Regions from separate parts of the Homo sapiens genome. Here region 1 is linked to region 2. The links are chromatin contacts, found by Hi-C in ENCODE. All regions are on one chromosome and are shown on one strand. Each heading gives the region's core, a stretch centred on a gene start or an enhancer-like site at or near the end of the contact. The rest is flanking DNA. Distances are from core to core; before and after follow the strand shown.

Region 1 (6,212 bases), core at 2,091-4,590, 510 kb after region 2:
AAGGGGGAAGCATAACTCTCTACTCCTTAAGTATAGGCTATACACAGTTCCTTCCTTCTAAGAGCACAGCATGAAAAAGGTGGAGAAAAGTGGAAAAATCTGATAAACACTATCTCAGCCAGGTGATAAAGATGAGTATCACAGTGACAAATCATACTGATAGTATATACCCTTGATATGAGATGAAAATGGCACGTTACCTCTGTGATCTTTCTACCAAAAACCTATAATCACAGTCTAATCATGAGAAAAAACATTAGATGAATTCCAATGCAAATGTATTCTACAAAATACCTGACCAGTACTCCTCAAACATCATCAAAAACAAGGAAGTCTAACAAACTGTCACAGCCAAGAGGAGCCTAGGGAGACATTACGAGGAAATACATTTAGTGGTGTCCTGGATGGTAGGGTCCTGGAACAGAAAAAGGACATTAAAAACTAAGGAAATCTAAATAAAGTATAAACTTTGTTAATACTAATGTACTGATACTGGTTCATTAATAGTAACAAATACCAATAATACAAGATGTTAATAAGAGGGGAAGCTGGTATGGGGGTATATAGACACCGTATTTGTAGCTTTCCTGTAAATCCAAAACTTCTGAGAAATAAGGTCTATTTTTTTAAATCCCATTTAGGAATACATCTAGAAAATACTGAAAAGGTTGTAGTGAAGCACTGAAGACCCTTAAACTTTCTTGCATATATTCAACTTAAAATGTTTGCAACTATTCCAATGCAGAATTTTTCTTACAAAAATATTTTCAATCACTAACAGCTGCAAACAATTTCATGTAGTATTAATAATTCCCAGGAGGGATTTACTATAGCCAGAATACTTTAATTAAAATTCCACTTTTTCCCCCGACATACCTCTACAGATGTCCAAAAGTTTGTACCTTATCATTAACTTATGTTGTTTTGTGATGATCCGTGTAACTACCAAGTATGTTTCACACAACTCAGGAAAGCTGAGTTGTATATAAATATTACATAAATCAGTGTTAAAATATTCATCCAATAGAACTTCAAGTATTTAAAGAGACAACTTTTAAAAACCTATCATTTCCTATTCTGGATACTATGTTTTCTTATACAAACCTTGGTTCAAGTGACCTGCTGCAGAATTAAAAGAGGTATGTAAAAGAAGGGAGTAGAGAGAAGAATAAAAAGCAGTAGGGTAAAGGGTGTGAAACAGAGTGTAAGAAAATAACTAGGATTTGGAATGTAATAAACACAAAGTAGAGAGTAGCAAGCCTATGCCATAGCATAGAAAAGAACTGGTATCTGAAAAGAATCAGTATTGATAAAACCTTGAAAGCAGGAAAAAGCTAGAAATAAAAACAAAATAAATCTTTAAGTTTGATCACAAACAAGCAAAATATTCAAAATTAGACATTAGGTTCCTGACAGGAAACAAAAGAAACATCACCCTATTAAGAGTGGGGCTACTAACAGTATAAGTTAAATTACACTTACTGGAAATTACTATATAATATTCAATGACATTGGGAAGTGAAAAAAATTACAAAGAGAATGCACCAAGTCTTGTAAACAGCGGTTATCTCAGAATAGTAGAATTAAAAGCAAATTATATTTTCCTTCTTTTTTTTCTGCTATAAAGTGAATGACTTGTGGTGCAATCTTACAAAGTCTCAATCTGTGTATTCTGCAATAAAGGCATTATATTATCACTATTGCATTTGTGATACATTCTACCTTACCCTTTATGTGACAATTCTATACTGTTTTAACTGTCAAATTGTAAGTAAAAGTGTGAATTCGTGACCAAAAATTTTCCACACCAGCAACTTAAGAACTACAGCAATATGTTTAGAAAACTGCGATCCCAAACAAAAAATCTATACTAGGTGAGACAGGATGACATTGACTTTAATTCCAATAGACTCACTACCACATGACGTCCATTACTAGTGCTCACTTTCCAGAACCCAAGGAGCTGTGGAAGAATGGAGTCCTTTCAATGAAAATAAACTAGAGGCAATACACAACACAGTTACTTTGAGGGGCTTTTTCAATATAAAGAAGATTGCCCGGAATCCTAACTCTCCTATTTCCCAAAAATGACAAAGCCAAAAAGTCACACTCTTCACACATCTGAAATCAAGTTTTACCTGAACTCATCCTAACATATTAGCTCTTTTACCTATTCCCCTTACTATCTAAGGCAAGAAACCTTGAAAAGAGAAGCAGTAACACATTTCACTGAAACATATTTTGTAAAGGAGGATTCTAATTCCTAATCCTTCACCGCTCTAGATGTCTGCGGATTTCAAATCCTAACCACGGCGTCCTGCCCCCCGCGAGATTCCAACAGTACTACGGGCCCTATGGGAGGAGGAGGATTTGAGAAACACTGCCGGAGAACGGTCGGTGCAAAGATTTTGCAAACAGGTAGTCCTAGGAAGGAAAGTAAGAGTGAGAACATCGGAGAGGGCAGGGAGTACATGGGTGGGGAAACCCCTTTCAAATGCATGAACTGACCACAACCGGAGAAAGGCCGTCTGTCTTCCCAAAAGTAAAATGGTGAGTAAAGTGGAGCAAGCTAAGAAAGTCAACAGCCATTAGGCATTGACAACGATTCCGAAACAATTAGCTATGTTAATTCGAGGGGGTAAACGGGGGTGGGACCCTGCCCTAAAGGGTCATTTTGAAAAGAACCCCTCCCCATTTGAGGCGGGTTGGCAGAGCAGCGCACAAATCCCAAGTCTAACGTAATAAGCCGAGATCGGGATACTCGGTCTGCAGTCGCCCCACGGACCAGATGAGCGCAGGTGTATCTGCGGAAGCTCAGGTTACCATGAATATCACTGGGCCACGGCGAACCCTCCCTGCCCAGCCTCCCGGAGCCCTGGGCGCGGGTCTGCACGGGCCCCACAGCTTGCCCGGACCCGGCGAGCGGACGCCTCCGGCCGCAGCGCCCTACCGCACCTGGCTGCCAACACCAGTTGAAAGCAGTCAAAGTGAAGGGAGGCGGACGCGGCTCCTGGCACCGCTCCGATTCCAGCACACAAAGGCGGATTTTTAAAATCGAGAAAGTCAAAGCCGCCGGACCCCGGGACCGGCGCCTTTCGCCAAGGGGCTCTTACCTCGGATCCGCCCTCGGGGCCACGGCTTTCCCCGGAGACGCCGCGAGCCCAGACGAGGTGGGAGGGGACCGGGAGAAAGCCCCCCAATCTGATTCGCGCCCAGCCAGTCGTCCGCGAGCCGCGGAGCCGCCTTCTGCACCCAGCTAAAGAGCAGCGATCTCCGAGGCGAGCACAGCGCCGGCCTCGCGCCGGGCGAGACCGCCTCGCTAGCTGCTGCCTGTGAAGTCTGGAGCCGCCCGCCCGCTCGCAGCCAGTGCCAACCGCGCGCCGCGCATGCCCAGTGCCCGCGCGAGGAACGAGCGAGCGGGCGGGCGGGCGAGTGCGCGCCCCGCAGCCAGGAGCGAAATCCGCTATCCGGGTCTTGCCGGCAGCCGAGCCGCAGAGTTCTGGTCGACTCCAGCGCTTGAGGCGAAGTGGCCGGTGAGGCCGGGTGGGCGGGAGAGGGACCGGAGGAAAGGAGACGGGGCGCTGCGCCAAGTTATCAAGGCCGCGATCAAAGTCGGACCAAGGCAGCGAGTCGACAGCAGGTTTCCAGAAGTGCCCTAACAGGACTGACTAGCAGCCAGGAGGCGCAGGAAGGGGCAAAGAGCGTGTGGAGAGCTTCGCCCCCGGCGAGGATGGACGCCCCGGGCGGAGGGAGCGCTCGGGTTGCAACACCCAGTCTGGCTGCACAGCTCGTAACCCCTGCCCTTTGGCGGCAAACAAGACGCATCTAATGACCAGCCAGCCTTCGTCTTCCTCCTCTGATCATCGGACCTATTTTCCCCCTTTTGTCGCTCTCCTCTTTTTTTGTCTCTCCAACCCATGCGGTAAACTGGTGGTGCCCAAGGCCCTCCATCGGGTCCCTGAGAGTCTCCCAACTGCCGGTCCTTAGCGCCAGCCTGCAAGCCCAGACCCGCCTCGCCAGGCTGCCTGTGAGCCTATTTTTCATGTAGCTCTTGCCAAAAGCCCTGATGTGGTTTGAAGTAGTGGAGGCTTCTTTCACTTTGTGCCTCTCGTACCTTAACCAACCCTCATAACCTCCTCTCTGAGTAGCTCATGGAGCCTCTAAAAGAGAAGTCCATGTTCTCATAGACATTGTGTTTTCTCACTCTTAAAACTCCTCATTGTCATAGCTACTCCCCCAATCCCCCCATGCTGTCCTAACTTCGAAGTCAGTTGACTTCCAGAAGTCCACGAAAGCCTATAAATTAAACTTGGTTAAAAGAGATTGGACTTGCTTGCTTTGTGAAGCAAATAAAAGCACAGTCAGGGAGAAACGACGTAACATGCCAAGGTGGACATTCAAACCATTCTAAAAGTTGGAATCGATATAACGGCTAAGTCCAGTCCCCTATTTTAAGTGGGAATACTCTCTCCAATATTTCCACCAGACCACTATCCACTTGAACATTTCCAATGTTGTAAATTTCTATTTTTATCATTACATATAACCATGATTATTTGTTGAATATTTACCTATGCCAGGAACTGAGCAACTTACACACATTATTCCTAGTCCTTAAAATGAGATGGGCCTTATTATACCTATTAAACACATTAGGAAAATGAAACCCAGAAGTTTCCTTCTTTTTGCCAAAGCCAATGCTGACGCCAGAATTAACAACCAGGTCTGCTTAACACTATAGCCTGTATCATTTATGAACATCAAATCAACTTCCCTGATACTACTGGTCTTGGTTCTGCCCCTAGGAACAACACAATATGAATCTCATTCTTTATAGACACTGCAAGCCTTGAAATAGTAGGGGCAACTATTAAGTAACCAACAGATCTAATACATTTCTTCAAAAATTCTCTTTTAAGTGTTTTTCAAATAGCAGTGAGCTGCCATAATCACACTATTCACCTTGCTTTGAATGTGTTTTGATTTTCATTCTCCTCTCTAAATTGTGCACTGAGAATACAATATTCAAATACAGTGGGCCAAGAACTGAGTTCCAGTTCTCCAGCTGCTGATCAGCCACCCCTTTGATGCAAGCACACACTACCTAGATTCAAACAGAACACCCAAGTCTATTTCACATCAACTAAATTAAACCGTATCTTCCACCTTTCATAGTCTATACTTCTATGTATTTAAATCTTGATTTTTGTTTTATTCTTATTAAATTTTATCGTGTTTGTTTTAGGACACAATTTCAGATAAATACTAGTGATCACTTTTAACATTTGTAAATTTAATAAGTATGCCTTGTTTGGCTCCATTTACGTCTAGTAAGAAACAGTAACACAGAACGGGCTTTAAAAAGGCCTGTGATATTATAAAATATATATTTGGTCTTCATCCCATTTCCAGACATATAGCTCCTAAAATCCTTGAAATCTCCAAAGTGATGAACATCTTTTTGTATTTGAATGAATTGGCTGATGGCTGGGGGCTCCAGCATAGCTTCAGGATGGGGACTGGTCATAGGAAGGACCAAGGCATGATTAGTGTGTTGGAACCTTCAGCCCCACCCTCTAACTTCCGGGGCTGGTTAAGCTGATCACCAATGGCCCATGACTTGATCAATCATGCCTACGCAATAAAGCCTCCACAAAAAAAAAAAAAAAAAGAATGGGTTACATGCACTTCCAGAGAGGGGAACATGAATAACTAAACGGAGATTCCTGGATGGCGGTGCTCCCAGAGAGGGCATAAATCACCCTATGCATCTCTTCAACTGTATCCTCTGTAATATCCTTTATAAGAAAATGGTAAACATGTTTCCCTGAGTTCTGTGAGCAGGTCTAGCAAAATAACCAAACTCAAGGAGGGAGTCACGGGAACCCTAATTTCTAGTTGTTCAGCCAGAAGCACAAGTAAAGCCACCTGGGGCTTTTTTGTTTGGCATCTGAAGTCAGGGTAGTCTTGTGGGACTGAGCCCTCAACCTGTAGGATCTGACATTATCTCCAGGTAGATAGTTTCAGAATTGAATTGAAGACACCCAGCTTGTGTCTGCTGCAGGATTGATTGGTTGATTGCTGGTAGGGGAAATTCTTACACACTTCTTGGTAACCAGAGCTTACAGAAGTCTTCTATGTTGATTGTTGAATAAGAGAACAGAAAAAAACACTTAGGTTTGGGGTTTCTTTTCCCCTGTATCTTCAGACAG
Region 2 (6,689 bases), core at 2,980-5,479:
GGAGCATAGCTTGAGACTTCTGTTTTCATCGTGGCTCTGCTACTTACTACCTATGTGACTTGGAACAAACTTTGGTGTCCTCCTTATTACTCCATTTCTCATCTATAGAATGGAAGATATTAATACACACCTAACAGAGTGGTTGTCAGGATTAGATGAGTATATATAACACTCATCTACACAAACATTTACCATATAAAATACCATTCCATGATAGTGAATGCTACCATGAAAGTTGTGCTAACCAGAACTAATATTATCAGGAAGTATAAGGAGGCTTAGCTTCTACATGTATAAATCTGAGTATTGATATGATATTGTCAAGACTCTCTTCCTCTCTTAGTTCTGCTTTTTATTTGCGCTGATCTTATTTTCAGGGTATCTGTTTGTGGTAGCAAAATGATTGGCAGTAGCTTCATCTTCTGAGCAACCACAGCAGGAGAAAAAAAAAAAAGGAGTATATCTTTAAAGGTGCTTCAATATAAATCCCAGAATTAGTTCTGATTGGCCCTAACGGAATCATGTGACTAGTCCCTAAACCAATCACCATGTTCAGAAGACTACAAGCCTCTTATTGGACAGTCTGGAAACAGAAGCAAAATAAAATTCGGGGAAATAGAAGTGAAAAAGCTGGCACAAATAACAAGCAAAAGCTTCCAGAAACATCATCCCGTTCAGCTGCATCCATCCTGTACAAAGGAGTCTGGTGAGGGGGCCCAAGCAGCTGCTGAAATCCAGCCAATTCCCCTCTTGTCCCACCTAACTGGGAGCCGAAGATCCTCAGGTGTCCTTTGTGCTAGGTGTGGCCCTGATCACATTCCCTTCCCCACTCCATGTCCCCAGGCCATGAGTAGGGCTAAGCTGAGAGAAGGAGAAAAGCTTTGAACTAAAGGGGAGATAAAAGTCTTATTTTTATTTGACGAGGCATTTTAATACCTAAAAATTACTAATTTTATATATACATAAAATATATATATACATATAAACGCATATATATAAAATATATGTATATATTACATATAACTAGTAATTTTATATAGTAATATATAACTACTATATATATAACTAGTTATATATATAAAAAATATATATATATATATATATTTTTTTTTTTTTGAGACGGAGTCTCGCTCTGTCACTCAGGCTGGAGTGCAGTGTCGTGATCTTGGCTCACTGCAAGCTCCGCCTCTCGGGTTCACGCCATTCTCCTGCCTCAGCCTCCCGAGTAGCTGGGACTACAGGCGCCCGCCACCACGCCCCGCTAATTTTTTGTATTTTTAGTAGAGACGGGGTTTCACTGTGTTAGCCAGGATGGTCTCGATCTCCTGACCTCGTGATCCACCCACCTCGGCCTCCCAAAGTGTTGGGATTACAGGTGTGAGCCACCGCGCCCGGCCGTAATATTCTTATAATACCTAAAAGGGACTGGAAAACTGTGGAATCACCAAGATACATTAAGGGATGAAGACAAATAAGACAGAGCAAACCCGAAGGTAGTAGTTGGAAGAAAAACATAAGACTGTGTTCAGGTTGTGCCTGTTAAGTCAGCTCATTCACTAAAGCTGGTTACTTGTGGGCATGATGGTCTCTTTACAGCATTGCAGAATTTAAAAATTTGTATAAAGAATATATTTATCACTAGGCACGCACCAGGAAACAAAGTTTCATTTCTCTGAAAAACTAACGGAGGCCGAGGAAGGAAGCCAATATTTATCGATGTGAACCATGAACTCAGCCCTGTATCTTCTTGATCCCCTGGAATGCTCCCAAAGATCCTGAGACATGTTATTGTTTCACATTTGAGGAAACTGAGTCTCAGAGATGATAAGTGATTTAACCCAATTCAAAGCAATGGTGTGGGGAGGGTCAAATTTAGTCCATTTTGATGAAAGCGTATTTAATTTCTCATCTCCCATTGTGTGAAAGTGAAAGCAGTTGTAAGATGGGCCCCATCTAAATCTCCACAGTCTCTGGGCACTTACTTGGGAACCCACACATTAGTCCCTCAAACTTTAATCTGCCGGGAGTCACCACACAGCTTTGACCTAGGTTAAAGTGAACTGAAACTGAAAAGGGTGTTGTGTAGTCCAGTTTCTAATCCAAACAGCTGAAGAACAGGGTGTGCGCCATAAATCACTGACCTTCACAACAGTGAACTTTTAATGTGGAGGCAGAGAATTTTTTTCATATTTGTGCAAAAAAAATTTAAGTTAAATTTTTGTGTTCAAATTCCATGCTTGTTCCTGGGGAAGGTGTGTATTCACTGGTGGAAACATTCTCCTTTTCTCTTTGCAGGAACTGCAAAGCCTACATACAAAGCCAAAAAATCTACTATCTAGCCCTTTTGTTTTAAAAAAAAAAAAAGAAAGAAATGCCAATCCCTGTCCTAGAGCACTGGTTGTTAAACTTGGTTGCACATTACCATCACCTGAGGAGCTTTTAAAATTCCAGATGCCCACACCACACACCAGACCAATTAATTCAGAACCTCACGGGGGTGGAACTAGGCGTCATTTTTAAAAGATCTCTGCTAAGTTGAGAACTCCAGAACAATGGTTTTCAAATATTGGTGCGCACAAGAATCACCTGACCTGACTGTCAAAAACGCAGTCCAGGGCCACATTTCCAGATTGTCTGATCTGATAGGACTGGCAGAGGCCCAGGAATCTACATCAGCACACCAGGGCTCATGACATAGGAGCCTCAGGACTTTATTTCAGAAGTAACCAAGGCATACGCCTTCTAATTTCATAAAACTTGCTTTATGAAAAGTTTCACATCAACTCAAGTGTTTACAGAACTATGATTTATAAGAATGAGTCATTACTACAAAGTACAACCTGTACCAGCAGTCCTACTCCTTACCATTAAAAATGATCCTGCACACAGAAAACATTTCACCCACATCCTATTTTACTTTACCTCTGAGTGTCATGACTGCAAAAAAGACAACGAGTTTCCCCAGAACAATTCATAGTCTCTATGATTGCCCTTAGGAGTTTGGTTTTTATTAGCATAGAAAGAAGGAATGAATAATTGTTAATAATTTGAAACATCTAGAAATACTTGTATTCCTCTGACTGTGCTTAGGGTTGCTTTAAAAACTAGCAGAACAAAAAGCTCATTTTTATTCAACTGCAATATTTAAAAATTAATAATAACTGAACTTTTAGGACAGCAGTGTCGGTGACCAAAATTTCTAATCAAATTATGATAAATGTGTACCAAACCCATTGTTTTTACAGGGTCTCTGTACTATCTGTGTAATGGCAGGGACCTTAAATCAGTAGTTCCCACATGACTTCAGTTTCTACATTTGCAGGACCTGTGTGTGGCAGTGGCTTTTCAGATTCCTCCTCCTTCTTTGGGCATTACTAGGATAAATGTAATTAAAGTAGTCAGTGAGATCCTCATTAAGCCTGCCTTTCACATCTACTGAGATCCTAGTGGAGTTTCATATAGGTCTTTCACAGTCTCATGGAGGAATCACCATCTTATCACTTATTTTCCTTTTTTTTTTTTTTTTTTTTTTTGACAGGATCTCACTCTGTCACTCACGCTGGAGTGCAGTAGTACAATCTCAGCTCACTGCAACCTCCCTCTCCTGGGTTCAAGCGATTCTCCTACCTCAGCCTTCTGAGTAGCTGGGACTACACCCAGCCAATTTTTGTATTTTTAGTACAGACAGGGTTTCACCACGTTGGCCAGGCTGTTCGGTCTTGAACTCCTGACCTCAAGTGATCCACCTGCCTCAGCCTCCCAAATTGCTAGGATTACACACCTGGCCTATTTTTCTTTCATTTACCCTCATGTCTACTAAAGGCTTGTTGGGATCCTGACTGATATCTGCGCAGTCAGGCAACGGGAGAAAAGTGAAGGAAAGCACACGTGAGATATTGATTGATTGGTTTTGCTTCCTAAAATTCAAAGACATCAAAATATCCAATAGAAAACCTAGCACATCCTTTCTAGTAGCAGTCATTTGGCTGCATGGATTAACAATCCAACCTTCCACCGGATGAAATAACTTTTGGGAAAAAATGAAAATTTTTTTTTTCCAGAAGAGAAGATGCTAAGCACCAAAGAGATGAGCTGGAAGGAAGGTCAGTTTTTCCCCAGTGCATGAAGAAGACTGATTCTAAAGCAAGGAATTCCTGGCAACTTGGCGGTTCTTCGCTCAGTGTCAGAATTTTAAAAACTAACAAATGTCATATTTCAGTTGGCCACAAGATGGCAGGATTTCGGCACATTCCCACAGATAATGGCCTCCTCTTCCCATCAGGATTAATGGATGGTAGTGATTTAAGCGTGACACTCTCTTCTCAAGAGACTTCATACTCTCATAAATGAAATACGAATATGGTTCAAGGACTTATGTTTTATAGTTTTAAAATACCAAGAGTCAGCGATTCACATAATATAACTGGCATCCACAAATGCTAAAGCTATGGAAAAGGTTCTAGTTTTGTTAATGGGCCTCTCATCTATCTCACTGGATGAGGCCTGGGAACCACCTGGACTCTGTTTTCCTTTGCTAAGCCTTTCTCAGAAGGAGCAAGTCTTGCTGCTACTGTGGACACACAGCTTCTGGGAGTTCCACAGGACCACGTGCGGAGAAAGGAAGGGAAGCAAACTTTGAAGGTGGAAATAAAGGAAAAGGTTGTGGGGGAAAAGAGAATGTTTTCACTTTGAGTTAAAAAAAAAAAAAGAGGGACAAAGAAGTGTCCAGTAGGGTACAGCCTGTCAGAAAACCCCAGACTGTGATACAGCTCTAACATATCCATTCATTCGTTCATTCATTTGTCCATCCGGTATTTATTAAGCAATTGTGTCTCAAGGAATGGAAAAAGGGGAAAAAATATTCTACCCTGAAAGAGCCAGTCCATTAGAACATTTCTTGAAAAGACTGAGAAAAAGAAAAATTCCATATGATAACTAGACTAAAACAAAAGAAAACTACAGAGCGATTGGAAAAGGAATTGGCAGAATTACAAACCATGTGAAGAATGAAGAGGGCGCCCTGCAGGGGTTATCAACAAGGAGTAATAGGGGGCCATGAGATCAGATAAAAAGTTAGAAACTGGGTGCTCCTGGGGAGTTGGGGGTTGAACATTTATTCGTAGGAAGGTTGGGACCCCATTTGGTGGGAGGAAGTTGGGACTGGAATTAGAAACAACAACAAAAAGTACTTGAGTTTCATCAGAGATTTCAGGACTGGCTCGTTGTATGACCTTGAGCGATTAGCTAAATCTTTCTAAGCTTCAATTCCTTCATCTGTAAAATGGATCCTGCAATAACTAACTAGGGGAGCTAATAAGGATGATAAAGGTGAAAACATAAGGGAGTGTGCCTGGAATAGAATTGTTCATTATATAATGTCAGTTGTTCTTCTTCCCTGTTGGACCATTTAAGAAAGTTAGCAAAAAATATACGGAGAGCAGGGCCCTCCGTGCTGAATAGCTAAACAGACACACTTTGATCCCAGAAGCCCAGCTCCTCCCCGGCACTCATACCTGCAGTAAAGGCAACGGTGATGGATTCCTGGCCTCAGAAATCCTGAGCTAGATTGATAGAGGCCCTATGCTGCATTCCACCAAGAGGCATGGAAACACACTGTTTGCCTTTTTATATAAACATATATACATGCTCCTCATGATAAGGAGAAAGAGAGAGAGACAGAGAGTTTAAACTATGAACCCTCTTTACACAGTACAATCCCATACTCCTGTTCATGTAACCACACAGCAGGCTGGGTTGTGGTCTCCTAGTTTTGACTGATGCGTGTGTGTGTGTGTCCGTGTGTGTGTGTCTGTGTCTGTGTATGTGTGTGTGTGTCTGTGCCTCTGTGTGTGTATATCCTCATATATGCATGTCCATGTACCTGTACCTGTAACTCAGATGCTGGCCATCTCCAGATGAACCCCATCTTTTCCCCTTTCCAACCTGGAAGCTGATGGTAGCATTTTTCTACACTCTACACAAAGGAAATTCACTCCACAGAGCATTAGGAGTGATGCAGAATTTGCTGAAGTCTTCTTCACCCTATGGCAATTCTTTTCTAAGTCTTCCTTCACCACCACCACCAGTTGGGAATTTGCTTCTCTTTGACCTTCCCTAACACTGCACCGAGCCTTGAACCTGCCCACTGCCCTCCTTTATAATACTGAGCCTCTGCCTCCTTCCCCTTGAACTTCAGCCCTCAGGCTGAGGCACTTTTCTGATGTACAAGGGTCTTTTCAAAGCTTCTTTTCAGCAAAGATGATCCCTTCCTAAAAATAATTTCTGTGCCAGTTATCATAAAGATTAATAATTTTCTCCACATTATAATGTCTATATGACTATAACCGCATACATTATTACATATAGAAATGTTTTTAACATGAAATGGAATCATATGATCATATCATGCATATTGTTTTCTGATTTTCAGTTGCTCCTCAATTATATATTTTGTGTATCTTTCCAACTTATTAGAAATAAGTCAAACTCATTTTTTTAAATTACTGAATAAAATTAGTACTTTAATGTGAGACAAGGTCAATTTCTTTGTGCTGCAATTTTGTTATTGACAAGATAGAACATAATAACACAGAGTTATAATGAGAATTCCTCAGCTACAATATTAGAGACCTTCAGTTGCTTAGAAGAAGTGAGATACTTAAATAATAAAAATTACATTAGCTATATAA

The links. Hi-C counts contacts between places; a loop is a spot of excess contacts on that map. Pooled maps may share reads with other maps.
Region 1: a map of sigmoid colon shows a loop between it and region 2 (2.9-fold over the local background). The contact joins the promoter of EPS8 here to the enhancer-like site in region 2. A Hi-C loop is called at or near these places in 3 of 168 maps with a recorded cell type or tissue (esophagus muscularis mucosa, gastrocnemius medialis and sigmoid colon) and 6 of 50 pooled maps.

Annotation. Positions count from the first base shown.
Region 1 is chr12:15,786,048-15,792,259 of GRCh38, forward strand. EPS8 (EGFR pathway substrate 8, signaling adaptor) reads right to left here and starts at 3,341. Exons shown (of 21, transcript NM_004447.6): 1 at 3,114-3,341. RefSeq lists silencers at 2,409-2,488, 2,819-2,938, 3,199-3,548.
Region 2 is chr12:15,272,044-15,278,732 of GRCh38, forward strand. All of the region lies in intron 2 of LOC105369673 (a long non-coding RNA gene), which reads right to left. Among named protein-coding and RNA genes, the nearest start is that of PTPRO, 47 kb to the right of the region's middle. Within about 2 kb of position 4,230, at least 2 of the 41 ENCODE cell types and tissues checked have a DNase peak (open chromatin) inside an H3K27ac peak, as active enhancers do.